2 separate regions of the Homo sapiens genome follow, and region 2 is linked to region 1. A link is a contact called in ENCODE Hi-C data. All regions are on one chromosome and are shown on one strand. Each heading gives the region's core, a stretch centred on a gene start or an enhancer-like site at or near the end of the contact. The rest is flanking DNA. Distances are from core to core; before and after follow the strand shown.

Evidence for each region. Hi-C counts contacts between places; a loop is a spot of excess contacts on that map. Pooled maps may share reads with other maps.
Region 2: a map of naive thymus-derived CD4-positive, alpha-beta T cell shows a loop between it and region 1 (4-fold over the local background). The contact joins two enhancer-like sites. A Hi-C loop is called at or near these places in 1 of 168 maps with a recorded cell type or tissue (naive thymus-derived CD4-positive, alpha-beta T cell), 5 of 37 single-sample maps with no recorded cell type and 8 of 50 pooled maps.

The regions. Positions count from the first base shown.
Region 1 is chr3:124,829,545-124,836,740 of GRCh38, forward strand. The region is part of intron 5 of ITGB5 (integrin subunit beta 5); the gene reads right to left. Among named protein-coding and RNA genes, the nearest start is that of ITGB5, 54 kb to the right of the region's middle. RefSeq lists enhancers at 1-393, 394-1,057, 4,532-5,031, 5,396-5,485, 5,726-5,935 and a silencer at 5,898-6,192. Within about 2 kb of position 5,932, at least 29 of the 41 ENCODE cell types and tissues checked have a DNase peak (open chromatin) inside an H3K27ac peak, as active enhancers do.
Region 2 is chr3:125,138,477-125,146,226 of GRCh38, forward strand. The region is part of intron 5 of SLC12A8 (solute carrier family 12 member 8); the gene reads right to left. Among named protein-coding and RNA genes, the nearest start is that of MIR5092, 9.2 kb to the right of the region's middle. RefSeq lists a silencer at 3,105-3,334 and enhancers at 3,348-4,171, 3,785-3,874, 3,885-4,114, 4,685-5,638. Within about 2 kb of position 3,500, at least 26 of the 41 ENCODE cell types and tissues checked have a DNase peak (open chromatin) inside an H3K27ac peak, as active enhancers do.

The sequences.
Region 1 (7,196 bases), core at 4,682-7,181:
TCTCCCTTCACCTATTCCCAGGATCTCACAGTTCTGGTCCTAGGCCCTAGGATGCCTTTCAGCCAGTGCTCTCCTCTCCGTCTGAAACAAACTGGCATGTCCTCCCAGCCTCGCTCTGATCTCACCATCCCAAGGGAAGAAGTGCTCCTCCCTCCTTGAGGAAACACAGCCCTGCAAACCCCACCCTCTTTGGAGAATTTATTCCATTGTCACTGTCTCCTCTGGTCCCTTCCATGTGCCTACAAATATGTTCATGGCCCACTAATAACAAGCCTTCTCTTCACCCTGCGACGCCACCAAACTCTCATCACTCGCCTCTCTCTTTTAAGACCAGCAGACCTATTTCCTCCTCTCAGTTCCTTAAAATCTGACCTCACTCTCAGTCATCCATGAAAAGGGGAAGCAGGAATGAGATGGAAGACCAGCCCTTCCCAGTCACTGAGAAAATTAACAAAAATGGACTCCTCCCAGGAGTGAAGACAGACTCGCTGGCTTGTTCACTTCCAACATCTGGCCCCAGAGAACAGGGACTGGCAGAGAGAGAAACAAATGGTTAGGGAGTAAAGGACCTGGTTTCACTAGTTTGAGGACGCAAGCTTCCAGCCTGTGGAGCAATTTGGCTTCTTAAGGCTGAAAGGAGTCACACTCTGGCTACAGGTCTGACAAAAAAGGAAGCTCACACAGAGAACCAAGAACAGCTTCCATCCTTCTCTGCCCCACCCTCCACAGTTTTTCCCTGGTCTCGGTCCCACCTGACTTTCACCCATATGGTAAGGTGGCTCCATGGGAAGCCAACAGGAGCCAGGAAGAAGTCAGCTCAAAGTCAGCTGCACTTGGCAAATAAAATGAACATGTATAGCAGAGTTCATGGTCACTGTGGCCAAATACAGGGGCAGCTTAGAGGGTGCACTGCTGAGAACCAGAGAAGACAGGCTCCAAGGGGCTACAACAGGACAAAAGCACCAATGGATGACTGTGTAGAAAAACAGAGAAAACATGTAGCACCTGAATTCTGGAAGGAACCTCAGAGGTTCTTGTACAGCCTCCCATCCAGTGCAGGGATCTTTCCTCCAGCATCTGCCACCTGGGTATGGGGCCCACACACATACTCACTGCCACACTGCTAAGCAGCTCTCCTTGATAGAAAATTCTTCCTTGGCCGGGCACGGTGGCTCATGCCTGTAATCCTAGCCCTTTGGGAGGCCAAGGCAGATGCATTACCTGAGGTCAGGAGTTTGAGACCGGCCTGGCCAACATGATGAAATCCCGTCTCTACTAAAAACACAAAAGTTAGCCAGGCGTGGTGGCACGTGCCTGTAATCCTAGCTACTTGGGAGGCTGAGGCAAGAGAATTGCTTGAACCCAGGAGGCAGAGGTTGCAGTGAGCTGAGATCACACCACTGAACTCCAGCCTGGGTGACAGAGCACAACTCCATCTCAAACGAACAACAACAACAACAACAAAAAAACAAGAAAATTCTTCCTTACATTGGACTCCAACCTGCTTTCCTGTGGCTACCCTAGTACATCCCCTGGAATAGCCAAAAGGGTCTATTCCCTCTTTTATAATGATATCTGAGGTCAGTTACCATGCTACTTCCTATGGTGTCTCTCCTCTGAGGATGTGGTTCCCATGCCCGGCACCACCCACTTATCCCCTCTGCTCTCTCGCTGTCAATGTCTGTCTTAAACACAGCTCCCAGAGGCAGGCCAGGCATGGTTCCCTGGATGTGGTCTGACCTGCACAGAGGAACTAGGCTGGAAAAGTGGCCTGTGGGCTCTGAATTGGACCTGGAGCATGAGGCCTGTGTTTGGCAGCTGAATCTTCCTACTGGCTCATGTTAAGCCTGGGGATCCCCAGGTCCATTTCATAGTAACTTATTTACGCAAATGGACAATGGCAGAGCATGACAAGTGAGACAGGCAGATTCAAGGACGCCCCGTGGGAAGGTGCAGGGGAAGGCCCAGACCACCAATTCTTGGGAATCTGAGGAAAGCCAACGTCCCACTCAGCTGTCGGAAAACACAAGTGGGGCCTGCCTGAACATGGGCTGGCTCACTGAGCTTGGCTTGCTAGTTCAAACACAAGGGAGTTCTGGAATAAAGATGCCATCCCAGAGACTGTAGCTTTAAATTTCTAGGTTCTCTGATCCCGAGGTCAATCTGCCTAATTAAAATTAACAATTGTCCAAATGAAGAGGCCCTCAAGACTGTTATCAACGCAGCCCAGGGGCCCCAGTTATCACAGAAGAGTCACCAGGCACATGTACTCTCTCTGCTGGAAAAGATCCACCACGTGAAAAGCAGCATTGTGCCTCAGTGCTATCTGAGCAAGCCCAAGGGAGAAGAGCCGATGGGTCTGAGACACCCTCCAAATTAGGAATGAGAAGGCAGATATCAGAGTTTCCATTTTACAGACAGGGAAGCCAGAGGCAAAGATAAGCATTTCACATATCCATCAGCATGCTAACCTTGGGACAGTACCAGTGGCCTCCCTGGAAAATCCTGAGGGCTGATAGAGTCACATGATAACTGTTTCTGATAGAGAGGAAACTCTTAGCTCCAGAAAAGAGTGGCACATGCAACTTTCTTCCCCTGGGACTGTTTCAGTACCATTCTACAGTTGGCAAACTGGGTCATGTGGGTAATTGTGATGGTTCCATAGACTGGGACTGTGCTCTCTTTGGAAGCACACTCTTCCCACTTCTGTGTTCCTGTGTGACTTCAAAAGATGGCAGATACTCTAATGTCAAGGTTAAGCCATACCAGCAGGTAGATAAGGTTTCCAATTCTGGTGCTGCCTTTTGTGGCTGTAAAACTTTGGGGAAGTTACTTCACCTTTCTAGGCTTGTTTCCTCATCAAAGGAGATAGTAAAGCCACCTTCAAAGGAGTATGTGAAAGAAACCCTGTTAAATGCCTGGTACAGAGCCTGGCTCTCAAAAGCACTCAGCCAGTGGTGATCAACAGCATCATTAGCACCAGCACCTCACCAGGAAGCAAGAGACCAGGATGACCCCTTGAGAGAGAAGAATACTCTAACTGAACCACGGGTCTGAAGGAGCCAGTCCTTCCACAGAGTCTGTTCTCTGGCTGTGCCTTAGATCCTACACATACATCAGTCCTACAACTAGAGTGATGCTCATGGAGACAGGCATCACGGCTACTTCAACTCTGCATTCCCCACAGCACCTAACAGGACGTCTTGTACACAGTAAGTACTCAAGACGTTTTCAAATGTAATAACAAAACACTGTCCATTAACCTTTCAGGCAAGCACTGAGGAAGAGGGGACAGGTTTCAAGGCAGGAATGAGGAAGGAAAGGGGACTGACCTGGGCAGCCAGTGGGCAGCTCCCACAGTAGATCTGAGCTTGGGGACAGAGGAGTCTCCACAGCACATAAGGGAAAACAAGGTTAGAGGGTCTCTGTGATTGGTTTCCCGAATCATGTTGACATTCAGGCATATTTCCATCCCTTTAAAACAATATACACATTCTTTTTAGTTTGTTTTTCCTACTTCCATCCACTGTTTGCAATGAAATATCTTTTTTAAAAAAATCTGTTCTGTGGCTAAACTTAATGAGGCCAAAAGTGTAGCATTTCTTTCCTTGGGAAAAAGAAATCTTGGCCTATGACTCAGGATACAGACATTCCTCTTGAGCTCAAATCCCAGCAATGTGCAGGATGACATTTCTAATCTGTACTCTGTGACACAGTCCAATCTGAATTATAGAACATTTTGGAATGAAGAAGGTTGAACCATATGAATTTTCCATTTTTGCAGGAAAAACATCAATAGGCAAATAACAAATATCATCAATAAATATCAATAATTTTATATGGTTCAATCTAATGTTTCCAAACAGGTTGTTTTATTTCCCTTCTAATGGATCTGCAGGCTCAAATCAAATCCCAGAGGATAGAGACTTCTCATCTATCTTTAATTTTCTCCACCATACCTGCCACTGAGCATTTATTGGACAGCCAATAAATGCTTTCTGAATGGAAAAGTATTACCAAGTAATAGTACTTCTGGTTCTGCTTTAATGAATTTGCATGAAGCACTGTAAATTCCATGGAGGCAGCCTGGTGGATGGGAGGGTGGAAGTCCCATCCAGGATGGGACAAGCTTGGGGCCAGAAGAACCTGGTATTCCTGAACTTCAGAAGCATAAAGGCACCTGTGAGAATGAAGCCTTTGTTCCCAGATGTTTAACAAGCATCTGTTATGTGCCCAGCAGTGTCTGGTGCTGGGAATATAGTCATAAGAAAAAAGACATAGTCCCTGCCTTCAGGGAGTTTACTATCTCAAAGGGAGGCAGGCATTCCAGGAATGCTTCAAATAAATAAAAATAAGATGATAACTAGGACAGAAGTGATTAAGGGCTTGCCTGGAGCCAGGGCATCCTGACCTACTCAGGGAAGTCCACCAGGGAGGGCTTCTCTGACAAACAGACAGTGAAGCTGAAATCTGAAACACAAACAGGCACAGGTTAGACATTAAAAGGAAAACAGATTCCGGGGGAGGAAGCAGGAATGGACAAGTGGAGCACAGGGACTTCCGGGGCAGGGAAGCTACTCTGTGTGATATTTAATGGTGGCTACCTGTTGTCGTACATTTGTTAAAACCCACAGAACTGTACAAACCAAGAGTGAACCCTAATGTGAACTATGGACTCTGGTTGATAATGATGTGTCAACACTGACTGGGTCACTGATTGTAACAAATATACCACACTGATGTGGAATGCTGATGGTGGGGGAGGTTGTGTGCGCAGTGGTCAGAGGGAAGTTGTGGGAATTCTTTATTTTCTATTCATTTTTGCTATGAACCTAAAACTGCTATAAAAAATAAAATCTACTGAAAGAAAGAAAGAAAGAAGGAAACAAAGAAAGAAAGAAGGAAGGAAGGAAGGAAAGAGAGAGAGAAAGAAGGGAAGGATGGGAAGGGAGGGAGGGAGAGGAGGGAAGGAAGGAGGGAGGCGAGGAAGGGGAGGGAGGGGAGGGAGCGGGGGGAGGGAGGGAGGAAGGAAGGAAGGAAAGAAGGAAGGAAAGAGAGAGAGAGAAGGGAAGGATGGGGAGGGAGGGAGGGAGGGAAGGACGGACAGGAGGAAGGGGAGGGAGGGGAGGGAGGAAAGAAGGAAGGAAGGAAGCAAGCAAGCAAACCAGGAATACAGGGAAGTAGTATCAAAGAAAACCAGGAATACAGGAATGGAGTATCCAAACAGAGGAAACAACACATGCAAAGGCCTTGCCTGAGTCAGAGTAACGCACTCCAGGTCACTGTGGCTGGAATGCAGAGGCCACAGGTAGAGGCCACAGGCAGAGAGCCTTGCAACAGGAGCCCAAGAGCAAATTCCTGTCTCCTTTCATCTTTGCTCAGTGGACATTCCAAGCAAGAAGGAGCCTCTGACTTAAAATAAAAAATTGACATTCTCACCTGGTATGAAAACAGAGCCCCAGCCATCAAAGGGGCCTCCTACCCTTTCCCCAGGATGATTATTCCCTGCCTTGGTCAGTGAAGGGAGCCACCAGCACGTGTAGACACCTCCTAAGCACAGGTGCAAGGCAGGCACGTGACTTGTTTACACTAGAGGGCAAAAAGAAACGCAAACTCTCCCACGTGCCCTGTTCACGATACTGAGTTATGACTCAGCCAGTTCCCACCGCTCAACCCAGAACAGCAGCTGTCGGTGGGGCTGCGGAGCCCACAACACAGCTCACAGCAGAAGGCAGAGCCAGGAAACCACGGAGTCCTGCACTTGGGATGTCGCCTCAGAGACCAAAACAGTAGAAGGATTCAGAAGTGCACATGAAACCACTGCCGTCTGCCACATAGAAAGCCAAGGGGAAGCTGCGCCACACCTGTCTGACAACAACCCTACAGGGCAGAGGGTCTGCACACCTGCATGCGCAATGCCCAGAGAAATCCAATACTTTAATGGTGCTTCCCCAAAGACACGGCAGCACAGGAAGAGCAGGCAGCCTGGCGCTGGATCAAGCCCCGGAAACCTGTGGTGCGATCTGCTAGCAGAAGCAGCTCACACATGCTGAGACAGACAACGCAGACAGCTGGGAAGCAGAACATGTGGCGGGTCCCTCTCTTCAGGTGGTGCAGAGGTTTGAGGAGTGGGGGGATGCCTTCCTTGAGGAAAGAAAGGCAATTTCCTGTATTTCTCAACTCATGCTTGGAAAAGTGACACAAGTCTGAGGTCTAAAAGAAATCAGGCAATAAGTCAAAAGAAAGCGAGTCAATTCTGCAGGAACTGGGAGCTGGGAGGGAGCAAGAGGAAACCCTGACAAAGTTGTGCCTGACTCTGGGACTGGGGAATTTTCCACATTTTACAGGTGTCTGCAGCAGCCTCTACTGGGTCTGAGGCTTAAGCCTGAGCCAGAAGAGACAAAAAAGCAAAATCAAAGGCCTTGAGCAAAGGAGACAGGGCTGTGACCAAGTCCTCTGCGAGAAGTGGCACTGGCTGGCACAGATGGAAGGCAACCTGGAGCACCTCCCTCCAGTCCCATGCCTCCCTGCATCTCCCAGATGTGCTCTCTGAGGCCTGGAGAAGTCAACTGGCTTCCATGGAGGCAGCCGATAACAGAAGAGGCAGAGCTTGAGTAAGGAAAACATGACTCTAAATTCAGTGCCTTCCTAGGTTTGGAATGTATTATTAAAAAAAAAAAAATTCAACAGGCTGTGTGCAGTGGCTCACACCTATAATCCCAGCATTTTGGGAGGCTGAGGTGGGCAGATCACTTGAGCCCAGAAGTTCAAGACCAGCCTGGCCAACATGGACAAACCATGTCTTTACTAAAAATACAAAAAAATTAGCTGGGCAAGGTTGCAGTGAGCCATGATAACACCACAGCACTCCAGCCTGGGCGATAGAATGAGATCTCCTTTCAAAAAAAAAAGAAAAAGAAAAAAAAATTGTTTTAAATAAATAAATGCAGTGCCCCTTACTCAATAGTGCATTATTGTTACTTCCCAGAGCACACAGTCACTGAGTAATAAAAAGGGCACAGAATTTCAAATCAACAGAACTGGTTCACATTCTGGTTCTACTCCTTACTAAATGCAATTAGTCCCTGTGATACTCAGTTTCCACCCCTGTAAAATGGGAACAACCCTTATCAGAGTCCTACCAATATACTGTAGGATTCTGGTAAGGATCCTCCAACAAGAATCACGGCTCCTCT
Region 2 (7,750 bases), core at 2,250-4,749, 310 kb after region 1:
ATTTTAAATGCTTATAAAGAGTTTTTAGTATAAGAGAAAACTGTCCATGTTATATATACTATATGCTAATTCAGAAAACTGGATGCCATAGTATAAATACAAAAAAAGGTGTATTAATCTATACATGTAAGAAACAGCTAGAAGAAAACACACCGAAATACTAACTGTGGTTGTTTGTATAATGCAATTACAGGCAATTCTTGTACTTTCTTTTTTTATTTCTACAAAACATCCACATTTAAGTTAAAGGGCTGAGTGCAGTGGCTCATGTCTGCAATCCCAGCACTTTGGGAGGCTGAGGTGGGAGGATTGCTTGAGCCCAGGTGTTTTAGACCAGCCTGGGCAACACAGAAAGACCCCTTCTACAAAACACACACACACACACACACACACACACACACACACACACACACTTAGCAGGGCATGGTACTAGCTACTCAAGAGGCTGGGGTGGAAGAATCACTTGAGCCCAGAAGGTCAAGGCTGCAGTCAGCTGTGACTATGCTACTGCACTCCAGTTTGGGTGACAAAATAATTTTTTTAAATGAACATAATCTACTTGTCATCAAAAAATATCTTTTAGGAAAACAAACAAAACATCCCACAATTGAAAGCCCACTTTCTCGTCAGCTTTTCTATGTATGAAGAGCTTTTCTTTCTTTCCGTTTGTACTCTGTTTCCCAAAATGACTTGAGTGGCTTATGAGAAAAACATAAACAAGACAGGAAAAATAAAATAAGGACCAAAGAAAGAAAGAAACTGAGCAAAAGAGAGAGAGGGTGAGAACACCCCCAGTCGTACCTCCATGACCCACAGTCTGAGGCCTTATTCAGAGAGAATTTTCTAACTCTTTGACCAAGCGCACTGAGGCAGGGCATTGGATCTGGTGGCCCATCCCTCACATGGGCCACTTTCCAGTGGACAACAAGGAGCCCCCAAAGCTGGCACAGTGGACCCTGCCTCATTTCCTCTGCCCCTATTTTCCCAGGCCCTCATGACTTGCACCCCTCACCTATCACCACCCCACCTCACGGTCCCCTGTCCTGAGCCAGTCCCCAAAGAGTCTTGCTCACTGGTCCCCATCCTGCCTGCTGGGGCCTGGGTCTCTTTCCCACACCCTGAACCTGGTGGCCCACCCAGACCTCAGGCATGGTTGACTCTCTGTTGGGCTTATGCAGAGTGGGTGCCCAGGGGAGGCACTCATGTCTCTGACTGGCCGGTACTGGCTAGCTAAGCATGGTGTGAGGTCAGTGGGTCACACCCAGGGTAGGGCTGAGGTCCATGCCGCCTGCCATGCCCTCCGACAGTGGCTCTTAATGCCTGACTTGCTGATGCCCAGAACAAAGGTTCCTAATTCTTTTAGTTGCCCCCATTTGAGAGTCTGATGAATACCATGGTCCCTGTCCCCATAGACACCACATTTTGCATACCATTTTGGGGAAGGGCAGATTTCTGAAGCCTCTCTGGAGAGCATGGACCTTAAGGTTCGAGACCTCTACTCTAGCAGCTACATCTGCACGTGAGATTGTCCCGCCAGGAGGCACCTACAACTTCCCAAGGCCTGACTGCCACCATGCCCTGCCTCAGAGTGGACAGCAGCCCTGAGAGTGACATAGCCAATAATGTCTTCATGCCACAGTCCTTGCCAAGCAATGGCCAAGACTGTGTGCACAGAGATTGTGCAGGTCACTCCAAGGACACCACAGGGCAACCTCACTTCTGAAAATAATGCTGAGCGACCAGTGACTGAACCCTTCCTACGTGCCAGCCACTGAACAACAAGACCTTACAATGTCATACTTGTACGATGACTAACTGAGGACACTGAGGCTCCGGAACGTGAAAAAGCTTGTCCGAGGGTTACATAGCCAGATCTGCCTGTATTTCACCCACTGCCTCTCCCGGTGGCAGAAGCCAGGCCTCTCTCCAGGAGGTGGGTTCCCAGGCCCTGGCACTGCACCCCCTTACAGCACAGGTTGCCTTTCAGCCCCAGGAAACATGCCCACAGAGATCATGGCATCTCCCCCGGCCCCATTTGTGTAGGGCAGACAGGAGTCCTATCCTGTGGAACACCATGTGCCTACCGGTATGCAACTGGCTGGAGCTTACACAGCTGGGAGGACACAGCCTGTCCTGGACCCCACATCTGAGTGAATTCAGGCCTCCATCTACCACACTGACCCTCTGTAATCCATCCCAAAGTCATTCCCCAGGAATTTCCTTTTTTTTTTTCTTTTCTTTCTTTCCTTTTTTTTCTTAAAGAGGCAGGGTCTCGCTCTATCACCGAGGCTGGAGTGCAGTGGCACTATCGTAGCTCACTGCAACCTCAAACTCCCAGCCTCGAGCAACCCTCCCACCTTGGCCTCCCAAAGCACTGGGATTACAGGCGTGAGCCACCACGTCTAGCCTCCCCAGGGATTTCCAACACTTGTTTTTTGACCTCAGAAGAGTCTCTTTGCCTCTCTGTTGGGCTTTCAATTCCTCTGCTGGTGAAACTGAGTCTTGTGGTCTGGGGTCCTGTCATCTGACATCTTTCAACTCTCGAAGGCCTGGGATGCATGGGGCCTGCAGCTGCTGCGTGTGAATGGATCTGGGTTTGACCTGAACATCTGTTTCTCTATCCACGGAATAAAAATACTTTGGTCCAGTTTGAGCTGTATGCTTTTAGGAAGAACAAAAACAAAAAGGGGGGTGGGGTGGGGTGCGGGTAAGACAGAGAACAAATGACAACAAGACCCAGGCAGGAACAGGCAGAGGGAAAGTCCTTGAAGCTCTGTCTGCAGAAAGGCTTGATCTTTCCACCCGGAATTCGGGTAATTCAGGCTTCTTGTGATGCGGCCAGTGGGCTGTGGCTCTTCAGGGCCCACCATCTGCTCCCAAGGGGTGCTCGTGGGAGCCTACCCTCCTCCCCTTAGCCAAAGGCAGGCAGCGGGGGTCACTAGTGGGACTGAGAACTGCTCCAGCAGGGCTGCTTGGGGTGCCCAGCAGCCGGGCATGGGACCCTTGCCCTGGGTAGGCGGCTGCTAGGGGCTCTGGGTGGCACCTGCGGTGCCCCCGACATCCCCTCCCCCTACGCCGCTGGGGGCTGCTGAAATTAGAAGAGGGAGTCGGGAAGTCATACCCCTCCCTGTGGGCGTCGGGTTGCACTGTTGACTAACTTAGAAAGCGAGATTTCTAAAAATGATGCTGGGGCTGCAGGCTGCGGGCTGCGGGCTGCGGGCTGCGGGCTGCTGCCGCGGCGGGGGCTTCCGGCGGCGCTCTCTTCTGGGTCCCCCACCCCTGGACCAGCGACCGACGACCAGCCAGACAGCCCTTTCCTGCGAATGGACAATGGGAGAGGCTGGCGCAACCGAGAATAGCCAGCGCGGAGGAAGGGCTCCGGACGGAGCTAGGAGGGTGGGGCTCGGAGGGCGCAGGAAGAGCGGCTCTGCGAGGAAAGGGAAAGGAGAGGCCGCTTCTGGGAAGGGACCCGCACGACGACGCCCGAAGGGCGTCGGGGGAAGTGGTAGGCCCCGGAGACTGCGCGAGGCTCCTCAGCAAAGGAAGTGGGCGCGGCGCGCACGCAAGACCTCGCACCCGGCCTCGCGCGCCGCCTCTGGACAGCCCAGCGCCTCTCAGCACCTGTACCTCGCCAGACGCGGCCTCACGGAGACGGGGATCTGCAGCCAATCCGAAACTGCCTGACCCAGGGGGTCCGCGGAAAGGGGAGGAAGGGGAGTGTCCACGGGCCCCATCCTGCCACTTGTCACCCACAAGAGTTCCTTCCCAAGCAGCCCCATCCTCGCCCGGACACTCACTCAGATACTGCCCAGCCCCAGATGGGCTAAGAGGCACAGAGATGGGCAATTAAACACAGCAGGCCTGGCCTCCCTGGGCTGGGGATGGGGTTTTTCTTCTGGGAGCTGCAAAGGGTGAAGCAGTTACAGGTTATCAGGGAGGAGCCCAGTCAAAACTGAACTCAAGGAGGATAGATTTGGGAGAAGTCCCTGCCATGCTTATCCTCCCTCGGCGTGAAGCACAGGGCCCCCTTCCAGGCACAAGGACCCTGAAGATCTCTGGGTGGAGGAAGGCAAGAACAGTGGCAAAATCAGGAATCAGGAACCAGGGTTCGGGCCCTGGTTATGCGAGGACTCACTGTGGGACTGTAAACAAGCCCTTTTCCCTCGGAGCTTTGAAACGCAAATTTTGAGTCAGCGAGACCGGCATGGGCCAGAGACCCAGCCTTCCTAATGAGCTCCCCGGAGATGCCACGCTCCTGCCTGCAGATCGAACTCTCAGTAGCACAGTACGAGATGATTTTTCAGAACCCTTCTAATTCTGAAGTCTTCCCAGCCAGAAGCCCACTCTCAGGCCTCTCAGGACACACTGTCCAAATACACAGTTGGTTTCCAATGGCAGAGGTAAAATCCCAAACCAGCTTCCATAACATGCCCTCCTCCCTTCCCTGACTCTGTGATTGTTGATACAGGATGTGCTCCAGAACCGTGAAACAAGCTCACTACCACAGTTCCATATGTTAATAAAACCTTACTGGCCGATAATGAGAGATTACATGGAAGGGCAGAGAGATGAGGAAACCTTCATGGTCTAATTCATTGGCCTGTTTTAACAACTGAGGAAACTGAAGTGCAGAGCTGAAGCCAACTGTTCAAAAGACACGCAGAGTCAAAAGGGGAACAGTAACCCTAATTGAGAGTACAGTTTGGAGTCCAGATAGTATCAAGTCCCAATCTGTTGGGCTCTCCCATTGAACTGGGTCATAACAATCCTGGTACAACTATTGGTGTTCAATAAAAGTGTTTTGAAATAGAACTGAATCGGCTGTATTGCGTTGGACTGTTTTGAAATTAAACTGAATCGGGCTGTATTGCTTTGTATTGATCACTGCCTGGAGATTTGGAAGAGGAAATAATGATAGGTTTCGAAGAGGCCCCCAAAGAGTCCTGGGCGTGAGCCTGGAGTCTTCCTCGGACCACAGTCTCCTCTCTGGCTTCAGCCCTATTGACTTTGGTCCTGCAAAGAGAGGGTGGAGAGAGGATGTGCACAGGGTTTCCAGCCTAAGACCCCACCCAGAGAGAAAATACACAGAGGGAGGGCTGGGCATTCCAACAGTGGCCAGAAGGGAAATCTGAAGTGGGGCTTGACCTGCCCAGAGGGCCAGGGGAGTCCCGCCCAGCCTGCCTAGAAAGGAGCAGCCTAGAGCCCTGCCTGGCCATGGGGAGAGCCTCCACCCTGTGGGAGGACTGGCTGTTGTGAAACAGTGGGAAGGACCCCCAGGGCTGGGCAACCCAGGGGATGAAAGGCCAGACTGGGGGATGTCAGGGCAGCCTCCCTGGCCTGGGAGGGAAGGGGCTGAAAGTGTCCCATAACAAGAGCAGCTCCTGCCATGCCCTGCGGTCTAGGAGGGCAGTCCCGGGGCTCTTTCTGAGCTAAGGATTCCTCATTTGTGAAAGGAAAGATAAGCCTTTTCTTCATGAAGAATGGTTTCTAATAACCAAGAAATTGTTCCATCTGCTAACACGGGCTCTATTTTAAATGCTTAATGAACCTTTTCTCATAATGGCCTTGGGGTCAGTAAGCTGAGATGAGATTTTTGCCTAGAGAGGCCTACAGCGGAAAGAGCTGTCAAATGCCCAAGAATGTGAAAAGAATCTGACTTGAGGAGACACTAGGTTCTCACCTGGGCCCCAGGAAACAAGAGGCATCTTGGGGTGAGAACAGTGCTGTCTACTTCCGCTGCATACCACTCATTCCAAGTGCTTTACCGTATTAACTCATTGAAGCCTCACAACTACCCTATGAGGTAGATGGATTTTTTTCAGGGAAGGAAACTGAGGCACAGAGAGGCAACTGGGATTCAAACGTTGTGCTGCCACTGCTGCAGCAGTGCTTGTCCAAGGCTGCAGGGAGTCTTGGATGAGTGCCAGGAGCTCCAGCTGCTCCAGCTGGGACCCTGCAGAGGGGTCCAGAGGGACCTGGCCCCAGCCCAGCCCACAGAGCCCCCACTAGCCTACCCTAGAAAGGAGCCCTGAGAAAGGAAAATCTGGCCTCCTTATCTCCTGGGGGAAAGGAATGCACTCTCCCTCCTGCCAGGATAACGGGCTGTTTTAACGGGAAGTCTCCACCCTGGCTGTGGGTTCCTCCCAGCCACCACTTATTCCTTCTGGCTGTCTCTGCCTCTGGCATCCCACTTCCCATGCTTCAACTCCTGACCCCTGACACCCCCAAAATAATCCTAACTCAACTCATGGCCCCCTCAAATCAGCTGCCCCTGCACAGCTCCAAGCTGGTCAAGAAGTCTTCCCTGCCCCACTGTTGCTTGGATATCCTCGCCAGGCAGGCAGCTGAGACGGGGTGGGAGGTCAAGTGACCCCTGCAGGGAAGGGGCAGTCAGTATCAACACACCGATATGTAAGCAGAGCCCCCCTCCTGCCAAGCACCAGGCTGAAAATATTCACATGCTCAGACCCCTTCCCCACCAAGTTCTGAGGCCATGGGCAGCTCTCCCCCACCCCAAGTCCTACCCAAGAAACAAAGCAGGGCCTCCCTCAGAATGCCATGGCTAAAGATTCAGTATCATAGAACTGTAGAAAGTTAGCATCACAGCAGTCTTTAGCCTCAAATCCATTTTACAGATGGGAAAGCTGAGGCCTGAGAAAGGAGATGCCCACGTCACAAAGTTAGCAGCTGCTCAGGGGAGACCAGAACACAGTGTGGCCAAGCCCTTGTCCAATATGTCCTATGGGTCCCCATCTCTCTGCTGTTACTGGCTGGCTACTTGCCTGTTTTTTCCACTAGACTATGAGCCAGGTGGGGGCAGGCACCACGCTCTCTTATTTTCTGGGGTGTCTCTGGCACCTAGCCCCAGGGGACATGCAAAAAATATAAAACATTAATAATAACAAACAATGGAAACAACCCAAATGTCCATCCACAGATGAATGGATAAACAAAATGTGGTATATCGATACAATGGAATGTTATTCCACCATAAAAAGGAATGAATTTCTGATACATGCTACAACACAGATGAACTTTGAAGACCTCATGCTAAGTGAAAGAAGCCAGATGCAAAAGGACAAATGTTGTATAATTCCCCTTACAGTAGCTCCCCTTTATCCACAGGGCATCCTTTCCAAAACCCTCAGTGGAGGCCTGAAATGGCAGATAATACCAAACCCTATATATACTATGTTTTTTCCTATATATACATACCTGTGATCAAGTTTAACTTATAAATTAGGCTCAGTAAGAGACTAGCAACAATGACATAATAAAATACAATTATATTATAATAAAAGTTTTATGAATGTGGTCTCTCTCCCTCATCTCAAAATATCTTTTTTATTCTTTTCTTTCTTTCTTTTTTGAGACTGGGTCTTGCTCTGTCACCCCATCTGGAGTGCAGTGGCACGATCACGGCTCACTGCAGCCTCCACCTCCCACGGCTCAAGTGATCCTCCCACTTCAGCCTCCTGACTAGCTGAGACAACAGGCTGGCGCCACCATGCTCAGCTAATTTTTTATATTTTTTGTAGAGACAGGGTCTCACTTTGTTGCCCAGGCTGGTCTCAAGCCCCTGAGCAGAAGCAATTCTCCCACCTCAGCCTCCCAAAGTGCTGAGATTATAGGCATGAGCCACTGCGCCTGGCCCAAAATACCTTATTGTACTATACTATTTTTATCTATTTTTGGACCACTGTTGACCGTGGATAGCTGCAACTGCAGAAAACAAAACTGTAGATAAGGG